Regions from separate parts of the Homo sapiens genome. Here region 1 is linked to region 2. A link is a loop called in an ENCODE intact Hi-C map of the cell type or tissue named here. Cell type or tissue: MCF 10A. All regions are shown on one strand. Each heading gives the region's core, and the rest is flanking DNA. Links, peaks and the distances in the headings are about the cores only. Region 1 overlaps RPE65 (retinoid isomerohydrolase RPE65). Region 2 overlaps GNG12-AS1 (GNG12, DIRAS3 and WLS antisense RNA 1).

Evidence for each region. A loop is a pair of places that touch in the nucleus more often than their neighbours do. Peaks named below come from ENCODE experiments on the same cell type or tissue, not always from the same donor. Only the 100,000 strongest peaks of a DNase experiment are listed, where the experiment ranks them.
Region 1: it touches region 2 in a loop (15-fold over the local background); 50 of 110 quality-filtered maps call a loop at or near these places.

Annotation. Positions count from the first base shown.
Region 1 is chr1:68,439,109-68,448,027 of GRCh38, forward strand. It overlaps RPE65 (retinoid isomerohydrolase RPE65), which reads right to left. Exons shown (of 14, transcript NM_000329.3): 3 at 7,602-7,752; 4 at 5,668-5,775; 5 at 5,423-5,564; 6 at 1,745-1,892; 7 at 453-534; 8 at 83-215. The region is part of intron 1 of LOC124904198 (a long non-coding RNA gene); the gene reads left to right. Among named protein-coding and RNA genes, the nearest start is that of RPE65, 6.4 kb to the right of the region's middle. In MCF 10A, for the core only: a CTCF peak has its summit at 4,150 (motif pointing left); a DNase peak (open chromatin) is centred at 4,203.
Region 2 is chr1:68,112,210-68,120,209 of GRCh38, forward strand. It overlaps GNG12-AS1 (GNG12, DIRAS3 and WLS antisense RNA 1), which reads left to right. Exons shown (of 10, transcript NR_040077.1): 7 at 5,242-5,523. It also overlaps a transcript of WLS not described here. Among named protein-coding and RNA genes, the nearest start is that of DIRAS3, 66 kb to the left of the region's middle. RefSeq lists a silencer at 4,457-4,751. In MCF 10A, for the core only: a CTCF peak has its summit at 4,625 (motif pointing right); DNase peaks (open chromatin) are centred at 942 and 4,642.

The DNA of each region.
Region 1 (8,919 bases), core at 1-8,000, 330 kb after region 2:
GCATTTAAAAAGGAAAAAAGTGTACATTATTAAACACATCTTCTTCAGAATCACAAACTTGACAAATATATCTAAGACTTACCCCCATGGTTTCATTGGACTCAAAACAATCCATGTAGTTGGCTCCCCAAAGACTCCATGAAGAAAGGAACTTGAACAGGTTAATTTTGACTGGTGTCTCCACAAAAACGATATAGTTGGGAGTCAGACCAAAACTGTTCAGAAACACAAATGGGCTTGTGAATGAAAGGGCTGATTCTCAAGCCACAGACAAATTTGTATATATGTGGTATGCTCAGTTACAAGAATCAACAGTGCCTACATGAAATTAATTATGTTTAAATTTAGTTTTCTGCAAAAAAATATTGTGATCAGGATTGGTATCAAAGGTAGGCAAAGCAAATCTTTAAACTTGAGTTTTCCTGAAGATTCATAGCAGGCCTTCAAGTTACCTATGAACGTAAGATGGCTTGAATCGGTCACTGCAGGGGAATTGTACAACGATCTCTGACTTGCTTATTGGATCTTCCTTGTCTGAAATAAAGTGGTTTTAAAAGGCTTTGGAAGAGCCTCTTATTTTTTTTTTAATACAAAGCATTTAGAACAGCTTATACAGGCAAAGAAACACATTTTGATTGTTTTAGAGGGGTTATTTTCATTTTCTCCATCATTTGCACTTCTTAGTGAAATTTCATGTGAAGCTGCAAAATCACCCAGGAAAATCCAAATAGCAGCAGATTTGGAAACGTGCACTCAAATAGGGTTGTGGCAAGTGGAGTGTAGTGGAGTCACATCTTGCAATAGCTGGAGGTGGGTTTTAAGTCAGGGGAGTAGGGAAGAAACCTCAGAATGGTCAAAATGCCTTTTGCAACATCTTAAGATGCCCAAAGGATATAGTTTAGATGGGTTTGTGTCAATAGCCCTGTACAGTAATTCTTATGCACATTAAAATTTACTCACTAGTAAGTGAATGGTCCTCAAACTTTAGTGTGCATCAGAATCACATAAAGAGTTTCTTAAAATACTGATTGCAGGCTCCACTCCCAAAATTTCTCATTCAGTCTGCCCAGGACAAGGCTCAAGATTTGTATTTCTAACAGTTTCCTAGGTGATGGTCTTGGTCCAAGGACTACACTTTGAGAACTGTACTAAATAATACTAAACAAAAATCTGTATACATTCAAATAATTCCATCATCAAGGTGGTGAACAATGAACCTGGCAATAAATGAAGAATGAATGGAGAATTCTAGGGTACACTCTTTTTGCTGTAGTTCTTTTTCTATAGTACTTCTATGAGATAACAGATTTGTTTGTAGTTTTGGGAATTAAGCGCAACATATTTAGTACACTCTCATATATGTATGTATGCTATTATGCACACATACATGCTTATTTAATTTAATTTTGCCTAGCACATGAATAAGTGCTCAATAAATGTTTGCTAAGTTTGAATCCTAATTGTATATGATCAAATCCATATATATATATGTACTACATTTTTAATATTCTAGAAGAGAACTTGGACACTTGCTTTCTATATTTTCAAGTCGTCATCCTTTGATATGATGCCCTTGGGCATTAGGCCCCTTATAGGGTAGGGATGAGGGCAGTACTTCTGAAGTCTGAGAGTAATTTAACTATGCACAAAATGCTATTCTGACATTCTTATCTTTCTCACAATACAGTAACTTTCTCACAATATAGACACTTATTTTCAGAAGAGGACAGATTGGTAAACTCACCTGCTTGCAGTGGTGGGATCTTTACAATGTTGTAGGCAATTGAAAAATTTTTTCCAAAGCAATTACCAATATTGTAAACGGTTCCATCATTTTCAATGTGGGGGTGAGCAGTGGCCCCATTGACAGAGACATAGTTGCAAAGATCAACCTACGGAAGTAAAGTGAATGTCCTCCAGTTGAGAGAAGGAAGATACATTATACCTTTGTCCCTAGGTCTGAGGTCATCACTACCCCTTGAACTCTCATCCTAAGTGCACTTCTCTTTCTTCCCATCTCTCTGGATTCTACCCTCTTTCACCTTGAGTTCCCACCTTCATGCAGAACATAATGCCCCCTCATGTGTCTGAATCTGGAGTTACCTGTGACATCTCTTTATTTGATGTATACCATACAGTGCTCTGGTTAGTTACTTTTCTTTTAGCATATGCAGATTGACCTGAAACCATAAGTTTGAGTCCTCAGACTTCTTTATACTCTTATTATTGTATTAGATTTAATTGTATAAGATTGCTAACATTTAATAATTGCTGATTTCCAAAAATGTCAATTTCGTATGGTACTATGTAAATACCAACTATATGTCTTGCACATGGTACTGTATGAGTTTGGAACTGAAAGGGACTTCAAGCTTCATCTAGTATAGAAAGTCTTAATTTAAATAGACTTTAGGAGAACCATGGATCTCTTTTAATTAAATATAAACATTTCTGGCAAAAGCATACAGCATTTAATTCAATTTTATGTCTCATAAGAAGTTTAGAACTACAAATGTAACACAAATCTCTGTTTGCAGAAGGATAAATTGGGGTTCCAGAGAGATCAAGTGTCTTGTTTAAGGATAAAGAGCTAGATAAATCAGCACTAGATTTCCACCTGGGACCTACTTGGTAAAGAGTTATTGAATGAATAATTACTGGAATATATATTTATCTAACCAAAATTATTTCCAATTAATTAGGGAGATTTTTTTAAAGCATAGGACATTTTAGCAACCTTATTTAAATAATAGGCAAGATATTCATTTATTCAGTCAATCATTTATCAAATACTCTGAGCTTTCACTATGTGCCAGGCACTGTATCAGGGCTCAGGAGAGAGAAGATCTTTGCTTTCAAGAACTTCATTCTAGACCCGTGCTGTTCTATTAATACAGGACCACTAATTTTTAGATAGAACTTCAAATTCAGCTCCTCAGTCACATTAGCCACATTTCAAGTGCTTAATAACACCAGGATAGCACAGTTATAGAGCATTTCCATTATTGCAGAAAGTTCTATTGGACAGCCCTGCATTAGACCAATAAGCCGGTGTAAAGCACTGTGAGTGTGCAATGGCATCGTAGAGAAGCGCCATCTAGCCCAGACTGAGGGATGAGGCAGTTTTCCTGAGAAACATGACTCCAACTAATGTTTGAAAGGTGCGTGGAGTTAGCCAAGTGGAGCAGGATGACAGTGTATTCCAGGGAGTGGGAATCCTAATGTAAATGCATAGACTTGTGAAATAATGTGTGCTGTTTGGCCATTACTAGTCATTTAACCTGGCTGCCATGAAGGGCATGCGTAGAGGAGGCGAAATAAGAGTGGGCCAGCCACAAAGACCTTCGCTTGGACTTTATTTGGGAAGTTATGGATTCCCTAGGTGGAGTAATACTTTCATATTTATATTTTAAAAAATTGCTACTGCTGCCTTAAATAAATTGTATTTAAGGGAATCAGGCTGGAGGCAAAGGCACTGGTTAATAACAGTAAACAATCAAAAATTTCACATTTTTAAAATTACATTTTACAGTGCTAGTAACAGTGGAACCTGACTCCTAATAAAGTCTATTCTGCAGCCATACCATAGCTTCTATATTTCTAATTAAAATATCATGTAATTGTAATACAGATTCCCTATCAAAGTCAAATGAATGATTTAGAAACTCAGCTTTTGTTCTTCTCTAAAGGAGCTACACACACACTTGTATATGGTTACACACACACAACATAAACAAGAAAGAGCTATGGGGAGTGTATGTTAAGACATAGTAAATAGTCTGTTGAGAATTATAGATCAGCTTGTGCTATTGAGACTCAATGTTGAGACTATTTTTTTTCTTCTTATTTTTACCAGTACTGCATTTGTGGTTCTGGCTTTTAGTTTCACCTCTTGGTCTCCCAGCTATACTGTATCTCTTTTGCCTTCCCGTACAGCCCACACATGGCTCCCCAAATAAACATCTGAAAATATAGCCCTACTCATACTACTTCTTTGAGCAAAAACTTTCAGTAGCTTCCCATTAGCTAAACAACATATTCCAAATGTATAGCCAATTATTCAAGCTTTTAATTTCATCCTACCCTGTGTCTCAATATTCCCCTTGACATTAACTACTCTAGGCAACTAGTTCTCAACTGGGAGTGTTATTGCCCCCTAGGGGAAGATACGGAAATGTCAGGAGCGTTTTGGGTTTGTATAATGATTGAAAACATGACTGGTGTTTAGTGGATGAGGCCAGGGATGCCAAACCTCTCCCATGTGTGGGACGTCTCCATGATGATGAGTCACCCCCTGCCTAATGTCATACTAATACCTCCACTGAGAAATGCTGCAAGTCTAGTCCAAGGAGATTATTCTCCAGTTTTCATGAACACCTTCTACCTCCATGCTTTTGATCGCTTTACCCCCTCCATCTAGCATATCCTTTCTCTAAATTCACTGAAATCATCCCTCTCTTTTAACTTCCAGCCCAAAGCCTTTCCCTTTAAGCCTTCTTTCACCTGTCCCACCTTGCATTGCCAACTACTTCCAGAAGTAATTCCTTTCGTATTTATGCTTTCTTAAAAGATTTTCCTTCTTAAAAGACTCGTCATATTCTTTGTCCTATTACAGTTACATATTTGATTTCTCCACCTAGACATTAAGTCACCTGAAGACAAGAACAATGCCTTGTAAATAGGTGTATCTTAGTAAATATTGGTTCAAAATGTGTATCTAAGGACTGCTGCATTGAGATTCCCTAAGTTCTCCATAAAATTTGTCACTTCCAAATATTGCTGAAATTTTGTTCTATGCTATTTCATTCAAGATATAGCTTTATTTCTAATAAGAAGTATCTATAAGAAGGGGCAAATTAGTGCAACATACTTGCCTAGAACCATAAATAGCATGATTTTCAGTATCAGTAGCTATAATTTTTTGAGCACCCAGTATTTACCAGGTTCATGCTAGCTTATAAAAGCTATGAAAGGCAGGGACCATGTTACCCTACTCATTGATCTATCCCTTGCATCTAGCATAAATTCTGAATATGGAAAGCACTTGATAAGTATTTGTGTCATGAATGAATGAATGAATATGTTAGGCATTTTATATGGGTTCTCTCCAATCCATGTAAGTGTTTAAAATTTTAGAGATGAAGAAACAATGTTTGTCCTATGTCAAATAGCTAGTCATTGTTGACAATGCTAGGATTTGAAACTTAATGTGGCTCTCATGTTCTTTTCACCAAATTACACCAATTGCAGGAAAGCATCATAGACAGAGGCAATCAGTGCAGTCCATTTGGAGCTTGGAATGGTCATTCTGTGTGTCCTCATCAAGTTAGAATCATACATTCGCAGCATGAATAATTTATGTTGAATTAATTTTAAGTTCCAAATTCTAAATTCCTGAACATCACCTAGCACTGTGTCCCACCTGCTTAATTGTCTCCAAGGTCTCTGGATTAATCTTTGTAATAAAGTTGGTCTCTGTGCAAGCGTAGTAATCTTCCCCCACTGGGTAGACATTAACAAGGGCATTGTCAGTAACCTCTACTCCTCGAAAGTAAGAAAAAAACCTGTAGAAACAAATGAATTTTTCAGTCCAGTAATTTTCAAGCCATGAGAGAAAAAGGGCTAATATAAAATGTCTTGAGTAACATTCAGTTTGGGTTCAGTAACCTGGAAAATATATTCTTGCAGGGATCTGGGAAAGCACAGGTGCCAAATTCTGTTATGACGATCCTTTTCTCAGTCATTGCCCGTACGTAAGCATCAGTGCGGATGAACCTGAAGGACATTGAAACATAGGGAAGAGTATAGACAGGAGCAATCCGTACAGCCCATGTGGAGCTTAGAATGGCCATTCTATGTGTCCTCATCAAGTCACAATCATAAATGCACAACATGAAGAATAAAGGGTTTTATTAGCTCACTTTCTTGGGGTGACCAAGCAGGGCAGACACAATGTCCCTTGAGTTTACGTTTTTATCTTTTAAACCTCACAGATGAGGAAATTGAGGTTCAGAGGAGTTAAGTGATTGGCATATGTGGCCAAGCTGGGTTAGAATCCTAGTTGGCCAGAGCAGGACAACATGAACTTTCTATATCACACCATGCAGCCCTGGGGGAAGTTCACATAGGACCCCCACCCCCATCACCTATAACCTATCAACCTAAACTTACTGGGAAAATTCCGGACATGGTGTGCTGAATTATATTCTTCTCAATCTCCCTCTGTTACTTTTATGTTTTTCTTCAATTTTAACATTTATTTTGTTTTAAAAATTAAGTATTCTTGAATTCCATCTCTTGCCTAGACAGGTCTGCTAAACCATATCTTAGAGTAGACAGCATACTTTGCCCAGGATTTCTGATATGGAGAGCCAGTTAAAATCTGATTTTGTACTTTTAATTAATTAATTAATTAATTAATTTGAGATGGAGTCTTGCTCTGTTGCCCAGGCTGGAGTGCAGTGGCGCAATCTTGGCTCACTGCAACCTCCGCCTCCTGGGTTCAAGCTATACTCTTGCCTCAGCCTCCCAGGTAGCTGGGACTACAGGCGTGTACCACCACGCCCGGCTAATTTTTCTGTATTTTTAGTAGAGACGGGGTTTCACCATGCTAGCCAGGCTGGTCTCAAACTCCTGACCTCAAGTGATCTGGCCGCCTTGGCCTCCCAAAGTGCTGGGATTACAGATGTGAGCCACCCACACCCGGTCGCACTTTTATGAAGAAGAAAGAGTACCCTGCTCTGTCGAAGGTATAGGAAGCTTTATCTGAACTCCACAGTAAGCTCTTATGGCTACATTTCTGCTTGACATCATCCGTTTCTCTTCTATTATCATGCAAGTTGTCCTGCTTCAAGTCCCCTTTCACTTTTTCTTTACAGGTCTTTTCAAAATGCCTGAAATCTGTGGTGATCAACAAAGCCACTAATAGGCTTGAACACGAAAGCAGAAGACAAAGTATTTGTTAATACTTCATTAATGGGGGTTTCCTGGAATGATGATTTAGGGCTTCAAGGCTTTTTAGCAATAATCTCTTGTTTTCAGAAAACTTCTCTTTCTGGTAGCACTATGACATGTTTCATCCTTCACTACTTTGTGGCAGCCCCCGACCCCTTTCCCAGTGGCCTTTCCAATTTTATAAAAAGAAAAAGGAATCAAGATGGCCAATGGTTTAATAATAATAACAAGCATCACAATAGCTATTATTATGAAGTGCTTTGTGTGTGCTAGACACTGCGCTCTCATTTAATGCTTGTAATGAATATATAAGGTAGATTCTATTATTTCTCCCATTTTACTAATTATAAAACCAAGAATTGGAGGTCAACATCTTGCCAAGGTTACCCTCCTAGGCAAGTCATGTCTGTTGAATACAGGGTTTAAAGCCACTCATGTTGGACCCCAAAGCCCTAGGCTTTAGCTTCTCCTTTATTCCATGATAATGTTCCCTCGTATCCATGCAGACACACTGGCCCAGGTACATTGTGAGAAGAAAGTGGGTATATAGGTTGCCTCCTGAGTTCAGAGGTGAAAACTCACATGGGAGGAGGAGCCAAGCTAGGCCCTACTTTGAGGAGGAGGAGTGGCATGGAGTGCTGCTTTACCTTCTGTGGTATGTGACATGTCCTTCTTTAAAGTCAAACTTGTGCAGGAGGGCTTGCCCATCAAACAGGTGGTAAAATGGCTCAGATCCAACTTCAAAGAGTCCTGGCCCACATCGAAGGAGACTGCCGGTGAGCCAGAGGGGGATCCTGCCTGTGATGAAGGGGAGACAGAACATTGCTTCTTATCCCTGCCTTGGGCTAGGCTTGTCCTTGGTAAGGCAGAGTATATCAGCAGCCTGATTGGGCAGCTTCTTCCTCATAGAGCTGGCAGTGATTTTCATTTCCAGCCCTCGCGCTGGACAGCACTTAGAAAATGTCTGCTGACTTGACTCACCTTCACTAGGAGATCACACCTTGGGAAATGTGGAGATGCCCCAGAGTGTGGATAAAGGGTTGGAAGGAGTGAGGGAGAAGCATCTTGAGAGGATTGGGACTCTCCACCTAATAGATTTCCCCAAACACCAATCCATTTGCCTTTTGCCATCTCATTTTTAAGAAGATTTTCAAATTTCTTGATATATTTTAGTGGAGTGAGGAGTAGAAGTATGGATTAAGAGTGAGAATAAATGTATTTTAAAAAGATGTGTCTATAGAAAAAAGACTATTTAAATGAAAAAACAGGAATCCTGGCTCTTTAAAATCTAGAGCTATATCCCTCTGTGAGTGTGAGCTACTGCTTGGATGAAAGTCAATCTGCTGTAGCAGAAAGTCCACAGGGTTGGATGTCAGGGACATGACTTCTGGTTTAGGATCAGCTCACATGTCATCTCTGGACCTCAGTGTTCTCATCTGCAAAATGTGGGGTACCCAAGATAGTCCTTAAGGCCTCTCAGCTTTCACAGTTAGGTTTGTCCCTAAAAACCCAGGTAGGGCCGGGCGCGGTGGCTCGCGCTTGTAATCCCAGCACTTTGGGAGGCCTAGGCGGGCGGATCACGAGGTCAGGAGATCGAGACCACGGCGAAACCCCGTCTCTACTAAAAATACGAAAAATTAGCCGGGCGTGATGGCGGGCGCCTGTAGTCCCAGCTACTTGGAAAGGCTGAGGCAGGAGAATGGCATAAACCCATGAGGCGGAGCTTGCAGTGAGCTGAGATCATCCCACTGCACTCCAGCCTGGGCGACTGAGCGAGACTCTGTCTCAAAAAACAAAACAAACAAACAAACAAAAAAACAAACAAAAAAAACCCCAGGTAGGTTTATCCTTTGAGAAGGGCAGTGATTGACAGTGCTTCCTTGATTCCTACCAGTGAAGTTTTTCAAGCAAATGGATTATTTCCTATAACTAATAATGATACTGATAGTAATAATTACTGTCTAT
Region 2 (8,000 bases), core at 1-8,000:
CTGTATTTCTGTCCTTACTTGCTCTCCTGGCCAGGTGCTCTTATGCAGTGCACTAGCTGTACAACAGTACCTACTGGCTGGACCCTCTCATTCTCTACCAATTCAGCAGTCTCCTCTTGGCTTCATTCAGGAGGCTGTCTCCCCATGGTTGCCTGAACCCAAAAGCAAAATGTGTGGGTCCCACCTACTTCTCACGCTCTAGTTCTAAAGAATGGGCCCAGGTGTCCAGCCTCCACGGCCTGACATTCAATGCTGTGTACACTCCGGTTCCAAGTTGCTTTTCTACTCACTGCACCCCAGACTCTCTGCTAAACAGGCTACTTTAGTCATTGCCACCCAAATAATGCTTGTGAAGTTGCATCTCCACACTCTCATACTCTTCCCTTACCCTCACCTTTTATCCAACTCTTTCAAGGCTCGGCTCATTTTCAGTCTTCTGGGAAGCCCTCTCAATTGCCCCCAATCAGGAGTTACTGAAAAGTGTCCTTGTACCTCCCATTGGTCACCGACTGCACGGTTCATGTATTGGGAACCTTGATTGTTAAGAAGATTTTAAGTTCCTTGAAGGTGGAAACCTAATGAGAAGACTTGCCCTTCAGGCTCCTCTACTTAAGAATCATTCCAAGCAATTACCATGGAAACAAATATCTTCTCTTCCTGGCCTCTTGGACCAAAACAAACAGACAAACTGTTAAAGAGCAAGGAATTTGGCTCCCTGCCTAGGTTGGCAGTGAGAGCGTCAGAACAAGGTTGAGGCCAAATCCATGAACCTCATTTAGTTAGCTGCCCACGAACTTGGCTTGGAACGCCTTGGCCCCATCTTAAAGAAAGCCCTTCATTCTGGGGACGCTGGTCAGCCTGAGGCCCATGCTCCTTAGTCCCACCACAGGAAGCCTTCTCTCTCCATCTGTCACTCTGAGACCATATTGGCTGAAGCTCTGGGCTTACTCATATCCTGAGTCATCCAACCTCGCATGTCCGTAAAAATATCCGTATCCTTATAGGTGGAGGCCTTATAGATAGGTTGTTGAGTCAGATTTATGAGTTTGAGAAAGAGATGCTTTGGATGCAAAGGACCTTTGGTGAGTTTGCAGAAGCCCTGGACTCAAATCTACCACCACTCAGAACAGTGAATGCCAGAAAATTCCTGGAAAAGGGCATCTCTTTGCTGAATGACCCTAGTAATCTACTCATTCCCCAGGTAATTACTGAGCCACTCTGTGTTCCAGGCACAGTTCTAGTTTCTGGAAATATACCTGAGAACAAAACAGACAGAAATTCTGCCCTTATGAGCCTCCACTTCAGCTCCTGGCCAAGTCTGTTTTTCATATGATCCAAGCACTTTGGCAGGTGTTAGGGCTGTAAAAGGGATGGCATGGGACCCCCTTGGGTAGGGGACGTGGCAGACACATCTCTTAGAAATATTGCCGCAAGCCTCACTGTTCAAGTCTGGTGTGTGGAGCAGCTGCATCAGCACCTCCAGGGAGCATGTTAGAAATGCATCGTCTCAGGCCCTTCCCAAGCCCTTCTGAGTAAGAAACTGCACTTTACAATATGCTCCCAGGTGAACTGTCCGCAGGGAAAGGCTTGAAAAGCCTTGCTACAGGACAGCAAATCCCACAAGCTGTCCTACAGTGAAAGGGAGCAGAACGATAATGTGCATTTGAGAAAGAGTACATCCCATGCCTCAGATTTAGAAAGGTGGCGTGTTCAAGACTGAGATCTCCTCAGAAAGAAACATGCTTAAAAATCCAATGCTACTCAACTGTATTTGATGGCTCAACAACAAATCACCGACTGTAATCACTCAACAGAACCAGCATCCTGTGAAACACACCTTGAGAAACCAGTAGTGGACCTTCTGGCATTCCCGGATTCAACTTTCTTGGCTTCAATGACTGCAGATGGAGTGAGCCCATGGGGTGATAACTGGCAGTTTTGCTGAGGAACAAATCTGAATCATGCCTACTGCCAGGCTGAGGCTCTGGGCCAAGGTCTCAGCTTGGGATAGGGTGAGGATCAGAAGGCTGGAAAGATAGAGGGACTCGGAGACTGCCAGCTACTGGTTAACTTGTGGCATAAGGAGGATATATACAGAAAACACTGGATTCTATAGCTGAAATATGTCATTTGGAGAAATTTAGGAGCCAATATAAGCATTCCTTATTTGTCATTTCATGGGCTATATATATTCCACAGGTGTCAAGAATCTATAATGATGATGATGATGGCAAAGACAATGATAGATACCTTTTTAAAACTTACTATATGCCAAGCACTGTCCTAATTCATATGTTCCCAACAGCAATGCTAAGTGGTATAATCCTCATTTCTGCAGATGAAGAAATTGAGGCACAGAGCTGGCTCCTCGTTTTAATCCGTTTCATGCTAAATGTGACTTCTGAGACCTAGGTGACAGGCATCTGACTGGTGCAGACTAAACTGGCCAGATGATGGAGTGACCACTGGTCCCCTTTATCCCTCGAGCCAGCCCCTGAAGGCTGAGAGACTTGCTCAGAGCCCCGTCCCAGAAGTGGGCAAGATTCATATTTGTGCCTTAGCAAAACTGCCAGTTATCATACTATGGGCTTATTCCTTCTGGAATAGGGTAAAGCAAGAACAGAGAACCCCCTCTGGGGGTGCCACTTAGGTGTGAAGCAGCCCTAATTGGGCAGGTATAGGCTGGAGTGACCTCAGTGGTAGGCCTGGGAGGGGACACCTGGTTTGCTCTGGGGCAGTCGTAGAAGGCTCAGCACAGTGCTGGACTGCAGGTAGGACTAAGCTTGGATTATAAGGCCTGGGATCTTCTCATAATGCTGGTCTGCAGCCACTGTGTGGCCTGTGACAGGCCTTTCCCTGGGTCTCAGTCTTTGAAAATAATGATACACCCCCCACCACACCCGGTCATGGGTTGCACCTTGGGTTTCAACTCAATGACTGCTTTTCAGGAGGTCCCTCTGGGGCTCCTTAGGGTTATGGCTGCTCCAGGCTGGCAAATCCAGATCATGCAAGAGGTGGCTTAACCCTCTCCCTCTCAGGGACACGAAGAAGATCTGTTGCTTCCAGATTGCACCAACACACATGCCTAGAACCCCAGTAATGAAGCTGGAACCTCTGCTGTGTGGTCAGACAAACCCAAGGATAAATTGCCCCTGCTTCTTGGGATGACACTAGGAATTCGCCATTCTTCACGAGGCAGTCCCTGGGGCCTAGAGCCAATTCATTCAGTTTAACATTCCCTCCCTTTGAGACAAAGTATAGGGTGGTGATAATGAAGTCAGTCGGGCACAGCCTTGAGTGCTGGCTGTGTGACACAGGGCAAGTCACTCAACCTCTCTGAGCTCCAGCATGCTCATTGGTAATTGGTATAAATGAAAGTACCTATATCATGGGACTACTGTGAGGTGCCAGCACATTATCAGTGCTTTGTAAAGAGCCGCTATTACTCTTGTTGTTGCTTGGACATTTGTTATGAGGGGGGAATACTTTTTAAAATTTGCTTTTTAAAAACATCAACAAATTTCTGAAGGCATTTTCAAATGAGACTTTAAAATATGTTTTTCTCTTCTTATAAAGTTAAAATTTTTGTATGAGGTTAGGCATAATTTTTTTTTGTTTTAAATTAACAAATAGCAATCAAGGGCTTCTAAGCAATTCCAAGGACCCCCTTGCTGCTCTATTCCACTAGTCTTCCACCCTCTCCCTCCTGGCAGCAGTCGTTGGCATTTTTGTATGTCTCACCCTGGAGGCTGGCAAGCTCTGCACCTCCTGGTCGGGAGCTTCCAGCTCTCCCCTGCAGCTGTCCTGAATTCCTCTTGCTGTAGGTTGTCCCTTTGTCCCAGAGCACTCACCCTAACAGGGAAGTCCCTCATTTCTTCATTAACTTCCAGGTTGCTCCCTCCCCATTAATGCTGAGCTGGAGAAGCAGGGTTCACAGGACCTTACAATAGGGACCAGGAGCAGCAGCTCGGAGATTCAGGCCGCCTTTGGCTTCCTTGACCCTCCTGTACCCAGGGCCAGCATCAGGGAGGGAGGAAGAGGACAGGGACAACAATCAGCAGGGCCCGTGTAAGCATACACTTCTTATGGATGACTCCTCTGACAACCACACGGGGTAAGGCCAGGCTCACGGTCACACAGTGGCTGAGCCAGAAGATCAGTGTTTTTGCTTTTCCATCTAATAATGGCTCCGTCTATACAAAATTTTGGGCAGGAAGGGCAATGCATCTATCAGAACTCATTGGTGACAGGCGCAGCAGGAGCTAAATTGGCTGAGTTGAACCAGGCTGTTACTTCCTAGCTGTGTGACCTTAGGGAAATCACCCAAGCTCTCTGTGCCAACAATTGTGCCTACCTCATAGGATTCATTTAAGGATTAAAGAAGTTGATAAATATCAAGTGATTAAAATCCTACCTGGCACATCCATAGCAGGGATTCTACATGCTAGATATTTTAATTGTTGTTAAGCCTCATGAAGGCAGGAGTCTTTGTCTATGTTGGTTATTGGTCTGTGTTAGAACAGTGCCTGGTACTTAATAGGGGCTCTATAAACAGTTGTTGGGTGAATGAATCTATTTCTTTCAAGATAAAAACTCTTTTGCAATGCAGCCATTGTTTATCTTGGCCAGCAGAGGGCAGCAAATAGCTGTGGACTGATTAATTGTGGACAAGGGTGGTTTTAATTTTGAAGGCTAACAGAACTGTCCCTCCTGAGCCAGTTAGGGAAATAAAAGGTTGCCATGAACCTGTACGACTGGCCCCGACCCCTCCCACTCACCTTTGTGCAGGTTAGAATGATTGTCAGGCATTCAACTCACAAAAAATCTTGGTTCCATTTCTTCTCAACTTACTTTCAATTTCCTTCCTCCCTCCCTCCCTCTATCCCTGCTTTTCCTCCTTTCTCCGTTTTCTCTAATCATATTTCCCCCTGCCCCCACACTCACTCCTCTGCATCAAGCTAGTATACTGTACACACTCCCAAACTTTATCTGTACAATTGCAGCTTGTACTGCAAACCATGACATCTAGAGTGGATCCTTATACAGTATTCTTCCCAACCAATGAATGCTGCTAAACCTAGTATAATTTTTTAAACAACATGTAATTTGATAACTAGACCCAGAGAGGTACTATAGCTTGGCCAAGAACACACAGCAATTAGGGGTAACGTTAGAGCCCTAGCCAAGGCCTTCTGCTGTCCATTATACAGCCTCATCACACATGTTCTCTTTTGCCAACAGGAGGCTCGTGTGGTCCCTGTTTGTCATCCAGTCAATACGGCCATCAGCTTCTGGCCCCAGACACCTTTCCTCTGCACTGTGGCACAGAGGAGCAGACTGCTTTGGAGGGCAGCTTCCTGGGAGCTCCAGGGACCCTGGCCAGGCGGCCACTGCCACTGACTTCCTCGGCTCACTGAGCCCGTGCCTGCAGCTCTCGTGTTTCCTCTGTGCTGCAGTGGACGCTTATCTTCCCCCGATGGCACATTTCTTTGTCACAGACAGGACCCTCACTGGCAGTCGGAGGTGAGTTCCCGGGGAGCTTCTGGGTCTTGTTGGTGCCTTCTGGCACCACTTGTGGATGGGATGGCTCTGACACCCAAGCCTCACCACTGCTCCGGGGGTAACCCAATGACATGATCTCCCCAGCTTGCTAGATCCTGTCCTTCCCAATTATGATCCAAAAAATCATGCTAGGATAACTGTCTGGAAAAAATATTTAATTGGTCTTCCAGCTGGGAAACAAATTCTATATGAATTGATGAGAAAAAAAAAACAGAATTTTTAAAACTAGAAAAAATGTGGGTGACCTATTATCTTAGGGGATATTTCTTTAAGCATGAAAGCAAAACTAGAAACTATAAAAGAAAAAATGTACAGGTTGACTACATAGAAAAAAGCTCTATATCCTGGTAAACATCCAAATCAAAATAAAAGCTAGTGACAAATGGAGAAAAGTTGAGCTACCCGTGTAACAGACAAAAGATAAATATACTAAATCAGACTCTCAAGAAAATGGATAAAGAATCTGAACTGACAACCTAAAAATATCAAGTCATAGGAACATGAAACATGCTCAGTGTTACTGGTAATGAAGTAAATGCAAAATTCAATTTCTGCATCTTGAAGTTGCAAATTTCAAAACTACGTAGTGTCAGTGAGGATGCGGGCCACAGCCTCTCTCATTCTGCTGTTGGCACAGTTCTGGAGGGCTCTGTATGCTTACAGGTGTCCATGATAAATGCTTTTCTGTGTAGCCTTCATCGCTATCACCTTACTATCTATTGCCTCCTCCCTCCCGCCTTCCTTTACCACACCAATATACTTCACAATGATAGGGATATTGTTTACTGATCTGCCCCAAATGCTTACAATAGCACCTGGCCCGGCTGGTTGTGGTGGCTCACGCCTGTAATCCCAACACTTTGGGAAGCCAAGACGGGCAAATCACAAGGTCAGGAGTTCGAGACCAGCCTGGCCAACATGGTGAAACCCCATCTCTACTAAAAATACAAAAAATTAGCTGGGCGTGGTGGCAGATGCCTGTAATCCCAGGCTACTCAGGAGGCTAAGGCAGGAGAATCACTTTGAACCCAGGAGGTGGAGATTGTAGTGAGCCGAGATCACGCCACTGCATTCCAGCCTGGGTGACGAGCAAGACTCTGTCTCAAAAAAAAAAAAAAAAAAAAAAAAAAAGCACCTGGCCCAATATTAGATGTTCAACATATGCTTATTGAATGAATAATTGATCTTTAACCCAGTAGTTCTTAGGAATTGATACTAAGGCAACAATCAGTGATGTACAAAAAAGATTTATATCCAAGGATGCTCATTTCAACATATATTGTAATAGTCAAACTTTGCAAACCACTGAAATGTCCAGTAAAAATTATGAACCATCCTTTTTAGAGACTATAATAGTAAAGTCATGAAAATCATGTTATAGAAGACAACACAATAACATAGAAAGATTTCCTAGATATATTTTGAAAAGGGCAGGTTATATAACTGTCCAGAAATTTATTTTCTATGTATAATACAATCTTAATGTATATAAATCTACACATATATGCATGGAAAAACTTGTGTAAGAACATACTGACATTTTAACAGTATTTATCTTTGGATAGAGTAATTGTAAAATGTTTACATGTTTTTCTTTACTCTTTCATGTATTTTTGCAGAGTTTCTGTGATAGGACCATTTTGTTTTTGAGACTGGATTAAAAACAATGTAGCAGAGGCCATGGGTGCCTCACCCATATTCCTCAAGCTGGCCCTAGTTCCAAGTAGCTAAGAGCCTGGCGGTGGCCCTCTACCTACAAAGGATGGGAGTGGAGTGGCTCTCTCTCACAGCTTCCTCAGCCCCAGGGGACAACTCTGCAGCATGTTCCTCACAGCTTGACAGAGGCCCTGGCCGTGCACCTTGGTGGCTGTTCTTTGCATTCCCTTCTTCTCAGCCTTGCTTCTCCATGCCACCTCAGTGCTTCCTGGAATCACCTTTCAAGCCAGCTACTTGCACACAAATCCTTGTCCCAGAGTCTGCTTTTAGGAGGAGCCCAGGCTAAAAGGCACAAACGCTGTTTTAAAAATCCTGCCCACTCCGTGTAAAGAACATCAGCCAAGCATGGTGCTATAGAAATAACTCCTATCTTGGCTGTTCCTGTGTGTAGTTCACTTTCAATCTCTCAGCATCCCTGAGTTGAAGAGAGATCTTGCTTAACTGGGAGGGAAGGCCAAGGGGTTTCTGGATACAGGAGCCACCTTGGGGATCTTAGAGCCTCAGAAGAGGCAAGGATGTACGTTATAAGAAGGGGCTGTCCAGATGATAAATGAAATTAATAAACCACCCCTGTGATGCCAGCACATGGCTCACAGCAGATCTGCATCAGGCGCCTACCATTGCCCTAGGATGCCATTAACACCTACTCTTCCTTATGAGGCTTAGAATCAGGGCTGCTGAGGACTTCAGAAATCATCTCATTCAGGTGGGGTGAAGGGGGT